Linked DNA regions of Homo sapiens: region 1 is linked to region 2. A link is a contact called in ENCODE Hi-C or POLR2A ChIA-PET data. All regions are on one chromosome and are shown on one strand. Each heading gives the region's core, a stretch centred on a gene start or an enhancer-like site at or near the end of the contact. The rest is flanking DNA. Distances are from core to core; before and after follow the strand shown.

Region 1 (6,382 bases), core at 1,768-4,267, 110 kb before region 2:
TGAACTAACAACATGAGACCCTTAAATACAGATCAAGCTAAGTGAAAAAGTTAAGGAAAATTAAAACAAGAAGCATTGGAAAGATTTTGCCTTTACTTAAAATTCCCCAACATTTTCCTTTTAAAAGAAAATTAGCTAACCAGCTTTTAGTGGTCATTTATGGCTTATAAATACTTTCTAAGACTTTGTGTCACTTCCTGTTGCACAAATGGCAGGTTGGAATGTGCCCTTAGATCTCACCTAGTATTTCCCTTTCCAGAGCATCTGTCTCCTCTATCATTCCTGGATCCTGAAAAACCTCCAGAAGAAAGGAGATGCTTTTGCGAGACACAGATCCCAAGGCTCCCCCTACTCCAGTGCTACCAGATGTAAGAGAAGACCCCTTTCCTGCCTGGACCTATGCCACAGGCTGTATCTGTTCACCACACTCATCACCCAAAGCTGGAGAAGCAGCAAGGAGCAATCACAGATGTGGGGTGATGTGTCCCCACCATTGTCATGATCCTTTGGACGTATCTTCCTCCTGTACACTTGAGCAGATTTGGAGACAGTCTATGAACATGTTTTTTTCCCCTGTTTTTATCAAGTGTTCTCTGTTTTCTACTGAATCTTCAAACACAGCTTGTGTCTTATTTTCTGTTGGATGTATCGAGAATAGTATTTTCCCACTTCTGAAGAGCTTAAAAAATAGGCCATACTTCTGTTTTTCTGAGAATGTAGTTCTGCCTATAAGTGGGGAGATGAAAATAGCCTTCTAAATCTGTGGTCCTTAAGTTTATCTTCCCTCTTAACTTCACCAGGGAGCCAACAGCACCCATGTGCCTCAGGGTGGAGGTAAGAGTGAGAGATGAAGTGCAAAAGGTTGTTCAAACTTAAGTGCCTGGCAAGTCTTTTGGTCCCTGAGCCTGGGGAATTGCTATAGAAATCTAATCAGAGAAAGCAATCCAGGGCCAATGGGCAGGGCCAAGTACTGGGCAGGAATCAGGGTCATGGGTTACAAATTCATTTGAGAGTGAAATTATGAGCTTGCATAAAACTTTTATAGGGCTTGATCCTGGGAAATAGGTGAGTACCTTTACAAGGTAGTTAACTGAAAGCTGGAGTTTTCAAGACTTTAACGCTTTTTTCTTCTCCTTAAGTGGTTGGGAATGTGGTGGACATTTGTTAAGTGTGTTTATTTTTTGTTCAGCTTCCCTTCTTCCAATCACAGTTTTGGTGTGACACAGTATTCTACATTGTGTTCACGGCCAACCCCCTCCCTCTATTCAGGGACCTCCAGGGAATGGTGCAGGACTCAAGCTCAGCCAGTCAGAGCCTCCTTTCTGGACCTTGAATATCAAGGGAAGAAGCAGAGGGTGAAAAATAGTTCAGAGGACGCTAGTGGTGGCAGTGTCATCTGTGGGCAGCAGTGAGGTGCTGGCAGGGGCAGACTGTCCTGTGGAATGACCTGGGCCATGCTCCTCCGTGCCCATTCTCTCTTGGTTTCCAGCCATTTTCCTGATCCTTGTTCTCTAGCCCTCCCATCCATCTTGTGAACTATTCAGTATCCTTCTAATACATTCCAGCTTAAATCAAATTAGTCAGGGCTGGTTTCTGTTGCTTGCAACCAAGAATTATATTGGGCCATCTGATGTTCCTATCCTCAAATCTAAAGAGATGTTTCCAGTGTTGCTAGTTGGAGTCTACTTAGAATGGTCTGGCAGCAAGCATGGTATGTCCCTCTATGTGAAAGGAGCTGTACTTAGAGATTTTAAGACCAATCTAGAGTCTAGGGTTTCCAGCATGTTTCCCAAGTGGACCCAACTAATTTGATGTAGAGAGAAATTCCACTGAGTATGGACTCCAAATAGTCAATGTTTGTAGGTATGAAGCCCAAGCCACAAACCTAGGTGGCAAGAGATGGTGAGTTTCTTCATGTATTTAAATCAACTTAATTTCAACTTTACCTTTTCCTACCTAGCAAGAAGGAAATATATTCCCAGGCACACTTGACTTCCCCCAGAACCTCCTCACCCCAAAAGTTGTTTGGAAACCCAGTGTCTCTAGTGCCAGCATGTGGGGAGGCCCTCTGGGCATCAGTCACCAGACTGGATTGGTGGCTGCTGAAACATCCATTGTCCTGGCCAGTGTGGTCCCTTCAAACCTAGTAGCTCTGTTTCTCCCCCTGCAGTGTTTGAAGCATGGGAATCTCTAGCAAGGCTGTTCCCTAGACCTCTGTCTCCCTAGGTGTGCCACAAAACAAAGCCTTTGAAGATTTGATCACCTCCCTAAGGCATGATTAGTCCACTTAGTGGGGAGGACTCTAGTCCCAGATACTTGAGGAATCTATAGATTTCTGTCCCTCCTTGTTTCCAGGAATCTGTTAGCCTGATGAACATCCCACTTTCTTCATAGTTCCCTTACAGGATTCCCTATAACTACCTAATAAGTTAATTAATAGCTTAAGCTTGTGAAAACAAAATTCAAGAAGGAAAATGTCCTGCAGGCAGCTTTTGCTTTCTGCCTTGCTACAAACCTCCTTTGAGGCAAAGATGCACAGAGCCTGTTCCTTGTTCAAATGGGAGAAGGGAGATGGGTCACTACATAGGATGGAAGGAAAATTTTTAAAAAATAAGCAATTTTTTAAAAGTCTTGTCAACAACAGCTAAAATTAATGAGGGGAAAAATAAAACAGAAGTTCTGAAAGGCTATCCACTGCCAAAGACAAGGATTAGTAGAATTTGTATTTGGTGTCACCATCATCTGTGATTCCTTAAAGTTTCTTTCTTTCTTTTTTTTTTTTTTTTTTTTTTGAGATGGAGTCTTGCTCTGTCATCCAGGCTGGAGTGCAGTGGCACAATCTTGGCTCACTGCAACCTCCACCTCCCAGGTTCAAGTGATTCTCTGCCTCAGTCTCCCAATTAGTTGGGATTACAAGTGCCCACCACCACACCCGGCTAATTTTTGTATTTTTAGTAGAGATGGTGTTTTGCCATGTTGGCCAGGCTGGTCTCCAACTCTTGGTCTCAAGTGATCCACCCGCCTTGGCCTGCTGGCATTACAGGCATGAGCCACCGTGCCCAGCCTCCTTAAAGTTTCATAAGAGATGTGATCTCATTTCTAAGCTACTCTGGTATGAATGTCACTCCCTCTTTTCTCACCCTAACTTTTTCAAGTCAGGAATGAGGAGTATTTCTTGTTTGCATTCTGGAAATCAAGTCAGCAGTTCCATCTCTAATTAATATGAAACTTCTACTCCACTGAAAACAAATATTTGTGTTACAAATGAAAGAGAATATCATCCACAATCTAGCTTCTTACTCAGTCCCATGTTGCAGCTGTTGCTTTAAATAGAATCCACTTGCTATAGACTTGGATAGCAAGATGCTTTGGTGAGGTATCTCTGTTGGCATGTGAGCCTAATACTTCACTGATATATTTAAAATAAGCATATGCTAAAAATTTTTTGTTCATTATAAATGCTGATTCCAAGCAGCAAAGAATTCACATTTTGGGAATTTACAAGCCTAATTCATTCCACACATATGAGGCCAGATCCTGGTAGAATTGATGTCTCCCTAGAAGAGGCAGTTGGAAGGGAGAGTTGGGTCTGCACAAACTCATAACCATTGTTGATTTTGAATCACAGAAACCCTGGCTCAAATGGGCTTAGATGAGAGAGGGCCTTATCATCCCATTTAACAAGGCCAGAGGTGGGTTGGCTCCAGGATTGGCCAATTCAGGGGCTTAGGGACATCATGGAGGACCTCCCAAGCCCACAGATATTGCCCATCTTTCCTCTCTGCAACCTTCTGTGTGGCTTCTCACGACCAAGGCATTTCCCAGCATCAAATCATGGCAAGATTTTGAGCCAGGGGAAAGGAGAGGTTTCCTCTTACCTGTCTCTTCTTGATAGCAACAGAATTTCTCCCAAACTATGCTCCCTGCCCCAGCAAATTTCTTTTCATGCCTCATTGGCCAGAATTGAATCAACACCATACACTCAAGGCTTGACTCAGGGAGGCCTTCCAGAGCACATGGCCTCATGGGGATGAAGCTGGGCTTTCCCAAGGAAGGGAAATTCAGGCAGGGAGTCAGCAATGTATATCATGCCACCTTATCCCTTAGGAGCTTATAAACAACATGTAAATATTCTTTATATATTTCCTGCTCCTGTTTTACTTGAGCCCCTCTTCATATTCCCTGGGCTCCATAGTTGCTTCAACAGCCCCTATCCCTCCCCTAACAGCCTTAGGTATCTTCTCTTTCCAATCCACACTCCTTCAAATACCCTGCCCCAACTGCATGCCCCTAGCAGCCTTCTTTTTTTGGGTGGGGGGACGGAGTCTTGCTCTATCGCCTAGGCTGTAGTGCAAATTTTTGTATTTTTGTATTCTTAGTTTTACCATGTTGGCCAGGCTGGTCTCAAACTCCTGACCTCAGGTGATCTGCCCGCCTCGGCCTCCCAAAGTGCTGGGATTACAGGTGTGAGCCACTGCGCTCTGTCTCCATTCATTCATTTATTCATTCACTTACTATATATTTATTGAGTATCTACCATATATCAGTTTGTCAGGTGCTGAGGATACAAAGGTAAATAAAGCACAGGTTTTTGTGTGTGTGTGTGTGTGTTTTGTTTTTGGTCTCTTTTTTTTTTTTTTTTTTTTGAGATGGAGTTTCGCTCTTGCTGCCCAGGCTGGAGTGCAATGGTGCAATCTTAGCTCACTGCAACCTCTGCCTCCTGGGTTCAAGTGATTCTCCTGCCTCAGCATCCCGAGTAGCTGGGATTACAGGCATGTACCACCACACCCAGCTAATTTTGTATTTTTAGTAGAGACAGGGTTTCTCCATGTTGGTCAGGCTGGTCGCAATCTCCCGACCTCAGGTGATCTGCCTGCCTCGGCCTCTCAAAGTGCTGGGATTACAGGCACGAGCCACCGCCCCCGGCCTCCATTCATTCATTTATTCATTCACTTAATATATATTTATTGAGTATCTACCATATGTCAGCTTGTCAGGTGCTGAGGATACAAAGGTAAATAAAGCACAGCTTTTGCCCCCCAGGAGCTCATAGAGGAAACAAGTAAACAGGCAAACCATCTAATGTGATGGTTGTTATAGAAACCAAGTTATAAGTAGAGGAATAAAGAAGTATTAATAATGGTGGTCATTGGCACTGTGGGAAAGCTAAGCATTTGCAAGGTAGATTGTGAACCAAGCCACATTTCTGATGTTTCCAAATTACTGGCTTAAAAAATTAATTGTTGGAGAATAATCAATGTATGAGTTACGAGTGATGTGAAGTATTCCATATTAAAAGGAAGGCATGGGTGGGAGGTTGGATTTGCTATCTTTTCAAAGCAGTTGGTGACTTTGTCATTTATTAATCTTATTAGAAACATTTCTTTTCTGGAGTTTAATTAGAAGAAAATACATGATGTTAAAACATACTCTACTAAATGCTGAGGGCCGGGCACGGTGGCTTACACCTATAATCCCAGCACTTTGGGAGACCGAGGCAGACGGATCACTTGAGGTCAGGAGTTTGAAGCCAGCCTGGCCAACATGGTGAAACCCTGTCTCTACTGAAAATAGAAAAAATTAGCTGGGCGTGGTGGCGTGCATCTGTAGTCCCAGCTGCTTGGGAGGCTGAGGCAGGAGAATCATTTGAACCTGGGAGGCAGGGGTTGCAATGAGACGAGATCATGCCACTGCACTCCAGCCTGGGCAACAGAATAAGACTCTCTCTCTCTCAAAAAAAAAAAAAAAAAAATATATATATATATATATATACACACACACACACATATATATACACACATATATACACATATATATACATATATATATATACACATATATATACTAACTGCTGAATGTTTCATTTGAACCTTCATCAAGTTTCAAAATAAAATATTTCAGGATGAACACGTGAATGCTTTGTGTCTCTTACTTGAGATTGTTTTTACTTATTCAGAGAATTGTTTTAGGAGTCAGGGAGATGTTGCATGATTTGGAGGCTCCGAATTCCTGAGGATCCTCCTGAATTCTCAGATGTCTTCCCTAGTTCCTCTCCAGACTCATCCAGCCTTGTCCTTTGTTCTTTCCAATTCTCTGAGCACACCCTCTGCCTGGGAGAGGGCATCTGTCTATGTGATGCTCCTATCACAAGCATGCGAATTATGCCCATGTTTACAATTTCATTCCATCTCTCTTCGAAGTGCTAGTCTCACATTTTCAAATGACCGATGAACATCTCCATTAGGTGTGTTGCTGGGAACTCAAATGCCCTCCCTCATCATACCTTTTCTGCCTTCCCAATTTTTTCCCTAATATTTATTAAAGGCCAACTCAAACGCCATCTTCTCCAGAAAGCACTTTCCAATTGTCTTTCACCTAATAG
Region 2 (6,134 bases), core at 1,646-4,145:
CAGGAGCACTCACTGCCTCTGTTCTGGAATCTCTTTCCAAAGGCATTTGAATAGCAAATAGCCTTGGAAGACAAGACTCTCCCTTTGGAGCAAAGTACAGGCATGCTTAGTGCCTAGTATAAGAAAGATAATGTCTTCTGCAGAAGAGGTCAGAGACTTATTGCCTATCATAAAAGATGCTGATTCTCTAAGCTCAGCATTCCTCCCCTCTAACACAACCCACTGTGTGTGCAGGTGCAACTGGGCCTTCTTTATGTTGACCTGTGGAAATTGGAGCCAAGGGAACCAGCATAAGAACATATACTTAATTTCCACTTTACAAGAACAGATATATATATATGTAATTATTCCCATGTATCAAGGGAAAATTGTACCTTTACAATGAAAAGATCTGGCAGACACCACCTTAACAAGGTGATCAAACTTAACACACCAATAACTGACATCATGTGTCTCTTAATGTGATACACTGAAAAGAATCCAGTGTTATCTCTGTTAAAAATATACAGCATGACTCTAATCATGAGGAAAAAGCAAATCCAAATTGAAGGATACAAAAAATGCTAATATGATGAAATATAAAAAAGGACAGGAAAACAATTCTAGGTTACGGGGGCTAAACAGATAAGACAACTAAATGCAATTTGTTATCCATGATTGGCTCTTGAATTGAAAAGGGAAAAAAAACTATCATAATATCTTATATCCATAAACAAATTCCACTTGGCAAAATTGAATGTGGATATATATTAATATTAGATATTATTATATCATTGTTAATATTTCTTTTCTTTTTTTTTCCTTTTTTTTTTAGACAGAGTTTCAATCTTATTGACCAGGCTGGAGTGCAGTGGCGTGATCTTGGCTCACTGCAACCTCTGCCTTCTGGTTTCAAGCGATTCTCCTGCCTCAGCCTCCCAAGTAGCTGGGATTAGAGGTGCCTGCCACCACGCCTGACTAATTTTTTGTATTTTTAGTACAGATGGGGTTTCATGTTGGCCAGGCTGGTCTTGAACTCCTGACCTCGTGATCCACCTGCCTTGGCCTCCCAAAGTGCTGGGATTATAGGCATGAGCCACAGCGCCCAGCCCTGTTAAATTTCTTGAATGTGATCACGGTATTGTGACTGTGGGGAAAATGTTCGCATTCTTAGGCAATACATGCAGAAATATGTAGGGGAGAAGTGTCATGGCATCAGCAACTTATTTTCAAATGGTTCAGAAAAAACACACATACATGAATATATAGGGAAAAAGAGAACATAACTGTCACTAAATGCTAATAACTGGTGAATCTAGGTGAAGGGTATGTAGGTATTCACTGAATTATTCTGTCAACTTCTTTGTAGTTGGATTTTTTTAAAACAAAAAGTTGGAGAACATGGAAAAGAATCCTGGTGGCCTGTGAAGGATGGATGGGGGCAGGGGGTGGACCTGGTTTGGGGACAGCTGTACTGGGAGCTCTGTCCCCTCAGGAAGTCTCTCTCCACCACTCATCATGGCTTCTCCCTGCAGCATGTCCCCTCGCTGCTGCAGGCAGGCTTTGCCAGGCTGCAGATGCATGGCCACAGGCCCCTCTGGATTCCCAGCCTTCCAGCAAGCATCTAGAGAGAAAAGAGCCTGCTGCAGCTAGAAAAACCCTGGGATCTAATGAGCTCAGCTTGGGTCATGTGCTCCTCCCAACTCCCACTCCTACCCCTGCCAACCACCCATTGGGTCAGACCCATGCACTCCAGGCACTGAGGGGAGAGCTAGGAGGGAGAATCAATCAGACTCGGGAGGGAGAGGGCAGAGCAGCAGAGGGTTAAGGATGAGCCAATGGTTTCTAACTAGGGGGACTAGGGAAGGCAGCCTTAACTGAAAGAGAATACAAGACAAGCCAGTTTGGGTGTTCTGTTTTGAACTCGATAAATTCAGAAGCTTTGCGAGGATCTAGGGGGAGAATCTCACAGATTGCTGGGAATACAAATCTGTAGCTCAAAAACGCATTGGCAGTGCCTGCTGCTTGATGAAGGCATGGGTGTGCGGGCTTCATCTGGAGAATGCGGAAGATTCCATCATGCCTAGCAGGCTAGCACGGAGCCCCCTCTCCTTGTAACCAGGCTCGTTGGCGACAGAGATCCTGGCAAATTATGAGGAAGTAGAAGCTGGGAGCCATTCAAAGTCATCACATCCACGTTTCTCTTCAGGGACTCAGCCAGGGCCGCTCCTGCTGCTTGTTCCAAGGCACACTGGGAGTTGTTGGGCAAATATTTGCACAACATTTAGGCCCTAAACCTGCAATGGCCTGAGCCCCTCCATGACAGAGCCTCCTACCCGGGTGCAGGCAGCTCTCTCAGCTTCTCCATCAAACCTAGCTACAGCAAGGGCTGTTGAGCCACTCCAAGCTCAAGTCTGGTTTTCCAGAAAAGATGTCCTGCCAAGAAATGTGTTACTGAAGAGGGAAAGGGAAATATAACCAAAGGCCAGGGTACTGGCACCTTTCTCCTGTCCTCTCCTGAAAACAGGGACCTCTGCTTCCTTTTGCCTTCTTGTTCTGTGTTCAGGAAAAGTTGTGTCTGTGGTTAATCTCTCGAGATCCGGAGGGAGTTGGAAATGGGTTTGAATTCCAGTTTCCCCATCCCCATCACTTCCTTGGGAGTCAGTGAAAGTCACTGAGGTAACACAGCAGAGCGCTCGGCATATGAGAAGCGTGAGCCAAATGTGAGCTGTTCTCTCCCAGGAGCGTGTCTGAATGGGGCTGGAGATGGACGCCTCCTTTCCTCATTTCTCTCAGACCTCCTGGGGTGGTTTCCTGTCACAGAACAGAAGCAATTGCCTCAAATCAGATACCCAAGGATGCTGCAGGGAGAAGAGGCTGGAAGAGGGTGGCTGGGGTTTCACTTGTGTAAGCCACACACCTAAAATAAGCCCCCGCAGGAGACTCTGGGAATTTCCTGTAATTTTCACTGTAAATGTCCTATTTATAAAGCTGAGTCACTGCAAGCCGTTGTTTCACAACCACCCAGCATGTGGAGACAGGCCGGCACAGGAAACAAGGAGCATACCCCAAAACGCAGGCCTCACTCATGGCCTTTGGGGGTTCCCTGGGGCCAGCCTGGGCCTGGCCGTTCAGCCCCTGTAAACACCTCCACAAACTCAGGATTTGGGTCACTGGGCCAGGCTTACGCTCTCATCCCCCATTAGCCCTTTTTCTGGCTTCTTTGCTCCAAAATAGTCTTTTTTTTTTTTTTTTTTTTTTTTTTGGTTATACATTTACAGGAAAAGTCTGGCTTCTTCGAGAGTTGCTTACAGACAGTGCCAGGCCTGTCCCCTCTGGAGACCTGAAGGGTCTGGCCTTAAGTAGGATCCAGGGCAACTCTCTGCTTTCCCACATGAATAGACCTGCCTGGATGCCTCTGCTCATCACCACCTCTATAAAACAAACAGATTCTCCCAGGACAGATTCCATACGTTCAGGGCTCAGGGTGCCTGAACCCAGAATTCATTAAAAGCAGTGAAGGGGCAAAAACGGGAGCAGATGTCAGCAAAGCACAACTGCACTTAGCAAGTTCACCTTTCCATCCAGAGTTCCTTGCAGGAGGGGCCAGGAGGGAACACAAAACCCTCCTCACTTCCTGATTTTACAATCACTCAGCTAGCGGCTACAATCAGGGTCACTAATCACAGCTGTTGAACCAGGCCGCCACATCCTGCCACCAGCAGCCCCGGAAGACACTGTGCAGAGCAGGAGGCAACCCTATGCCACTGGTTCTCTGGTGTGCAGAGAAGTCTCCAAATCAAAGAAACCTTAATGCTTAGTGACAGCTTCTCGTTAAACAAGGTAAACAGTGGTCCAGTGAAAACATTCTCAATGTTGCTGAGAATGTTTCCCTCAACACACTTCTTTTTGGGAGCCAGCTCAGAGGCCCAGCTCTGTGTGCCTTGTGGGTTCAGCTCTGATTTCTGGGAGCCCTGGGAATGTAGGAGGTTTGGACCCTGAGAAGTCCCTGGGCCGGCAGTGCTGTGTGTCAGTGTCAAGGCAGTGCAGTGGCATGGGGCAAGGCCTCTGTGAACTAGTCAGCGGGGAAGGGGCGGGAGGGCATTGCCAGGTGCCCAAGGCTATCTCCAGTGCCAGAGCTCCTCCCTCCCCGTCCCCACATTATGTGACCAAAGGTCTTTGGGTGTTGCTGCCGGATGGTGGGTCTTCTGGTCCAGCTGCTCTCTAACACCTGATGCCCTTTTATCACCCTCTGTCTCTCATACTTCCCAGGCCCCGGCCTGAGCCCCAACCCAGGCAAAGTCCCCTGAAGTCGCTATTCCTTTCCTTATTCTTTATTTTCATCGCCACATCTCTCTCTCTCTCTCTCACCCCCGTTACCAGAGAATTTAGGCTACCTTTTCTCCATCAGCATGGCCCGTGGCCCGACAGCAAATGTCTGAATGTGTGTGTGGTAGCTGGCACTCAGCTTCTCATGAGCTCCGTGATGTGAGCTCCATCTATGGAGGACACAGATGTTAGTGTCACAAAAACCCAGGCATTTTCAACTCCTGTCTAGTGAGTCACCCTTCCCCTAAGCCCCACCCCCACCTATCACAGAGATTAACTGGGGTTGGGGGAGGGTGCTTCTTACTGTAGCAGTAAAAAAACAAAGTAACCTGTCAATTTAGAAAAAACAGATTCAGGCCCAGTGCAGTGGCTCATGCCTGTAATCCCAGCACTGTGGGAAGCTGATATGGGCAGATTGCTTTGAACTCAGGAGTTCAAGACCAGCCTGGGCAACATGGCAAAACCCTACCTCTACAAAAAATTAGCCAGGCATCATGGCACATGTCTGTGGTCCCAGCTACTCCAAAGGCTGAGTGGGAGGATCAACTGAGCCCAGGAGGCAGAGGTTGCAGTGAACCAAAATCGTGCCACTGCATCCAGCCTAGGTGACAGAGACCCTGTCTCAAAAAAAGAAAAAGAAAAAACAGATTCAAACCAATTAGAACTCAGAAGGTTCAGCAAGTTCACCAGACACAAAATCTACCTGCAAAAATCAACAACATCTCTGTCCACCCACAATAACTGCTGAAAAATATTATTAAAAAGATACCATTTACAATAGCAGCAAGAATTACAAAATATATCTAGGTAATAGCCAAGAATACCCAAAACTTCTAAAAACATGTCTTAAATTCTAATAAGGAAACATAAAATGATCTGAATAAATAGAGTACATTCCACATTTTGGGTAGGATGACCTCATGTAAGATGACTTACTTTGGATGACATTTATAAAGACCTAGTTATATGAACAATGAACCTATAAATTTAATGCAATGCTAATCAAAATTCCAACTGGATTTCTTTTTGAGAAACTCAATGGAGAAATAATTAACTTTTACAAAGAAGAGTAGAGGGGAGACTTGCCCAATTACCTACACTACAAAATCAGAATAACAGTAGCAGTGCCAGCTCCGTGGCAGTCCAGTAGACTAGCAGAAAAGCATGGGTAGCTGGGCAACACACTCCGGTCCTTTAGGAACTACACAGAGAGAAAGTTAACCCAGCAAACACAGGTCCTCAGTGGGCTCAGCCACCAGTGGAGGTTTTGCTGGGATATTTTGCTACACTACTATCATTGCAACAAGTATACCTAAGGGATAACAAAACATGTGCCTCAAGGTCCCCGTGTGACTTAAAATGCACTACATCAAACTGGCTCTGTGGAAAGAACAGGACTTAACCGTTCAGCAGGCCTAACTCTCTGGAGCTGCCCCTGAAGTCCGCAGCAGCTACACGTCCTTCATGAGGCCAGATGTGCAAAGCCGGGCCCAGAAAGCTGAGGTAGGTCCCTGCACAAGGCCACAGGGCTTCCATCTCTCTCCACAGAAAACACATCGCAGAGCTCATGAGAAGCTAAGTGCCAGCTACCAGGAGTGCTGGAGGGTGAGCTGGAGGAGGTGGCCTTAGGTGGAGATGAAGGGACAGGAGTCCACAAAGCAGGCCCACTCTGAGTGTCCAGCAATGCTAGGTAAAATTCACAGGTGGAAATCCTAGGCCCCAGGGTGACGGTGTTTGGAGGTGGGGCTTTGGGAGGTGATTCGGTCTTGGGGACAGAGCCCTGAAGAGCCCTTTAATGGAGGGGATTAAAGCCCTTATGAAAGAAA

What was found. A loop is a pair of places that touch in the nucleus more often than their neighbours do. ChIA-PET counts read pairs that join two places held with the same protein, here RNA polymerase II (POLR2A). Pooled maps may share reads with other maps.
Region 1: POLR2A ChIA-PET joins it to region 2 with 27 read pairs in activated naive CD4-positive, alpha-beta T cell. The contact joins two enhancer-like sites. A Hi-C loop is called at or near these places in 5 of 168 maps with a recorded cell type or tissue (A673, CD4-positive, alpha-beta memory T cell, OCI-LY7 and 2 more), 9 of 37 single-sample maps with no recorded cell type and 12 of 50 pooled maps. POLR2A ChIA-PET finds 5 or more read pairs at or near these places in 18 of 52 experiments (BJ, CD4-positive, alpha-beta T cell, CD4-positive, alpha-beta memory T cell and 14 more).

Annotation. Positions count from the first base shown.
Region 1 is chr14:49,951,211-49,957,592 of GRCh38, forward strand. The region is part of intron 2 of LOC100506446 (a long non-coding RNA gene); the gene reads right to left. Among named protein-coding and RNA genes, the nearest start is that of MIR6076, 12 kb to the right of the region's middle. Within about 2 kb of position 3,018, at least 6 of the 41 ENCODE cell types and tissues checked have a DNase peak (open chromatin) inside an H3K27ac peak, as active enhancers do; they include PC-9, where a contact is called at or near this core.
Region 2 is chr14:50,058,241-50,064,374 of GRCh38, forward strand. The region is part of intron 2 of LINC01599 (long intergenic non-protein coding RNA 1599); the gene reads right to left. Among named protein-coding and RNA genes, the nearest start is that of LINC01599, 44 kb to the right of the region's middle. RefSeq lists enhancers at 2,840-3,129, 3,330-3,509, 4,000-4,069, 4,540-4,749. Within about 2 kb of position 2,896, at least 35 of the 41 ENCODE cell types and tissues checked have a DNase peak (open chromatin) inside an H3K27ac peak, as active enhancers do; they include PC-9, where a contact is called at or near this core.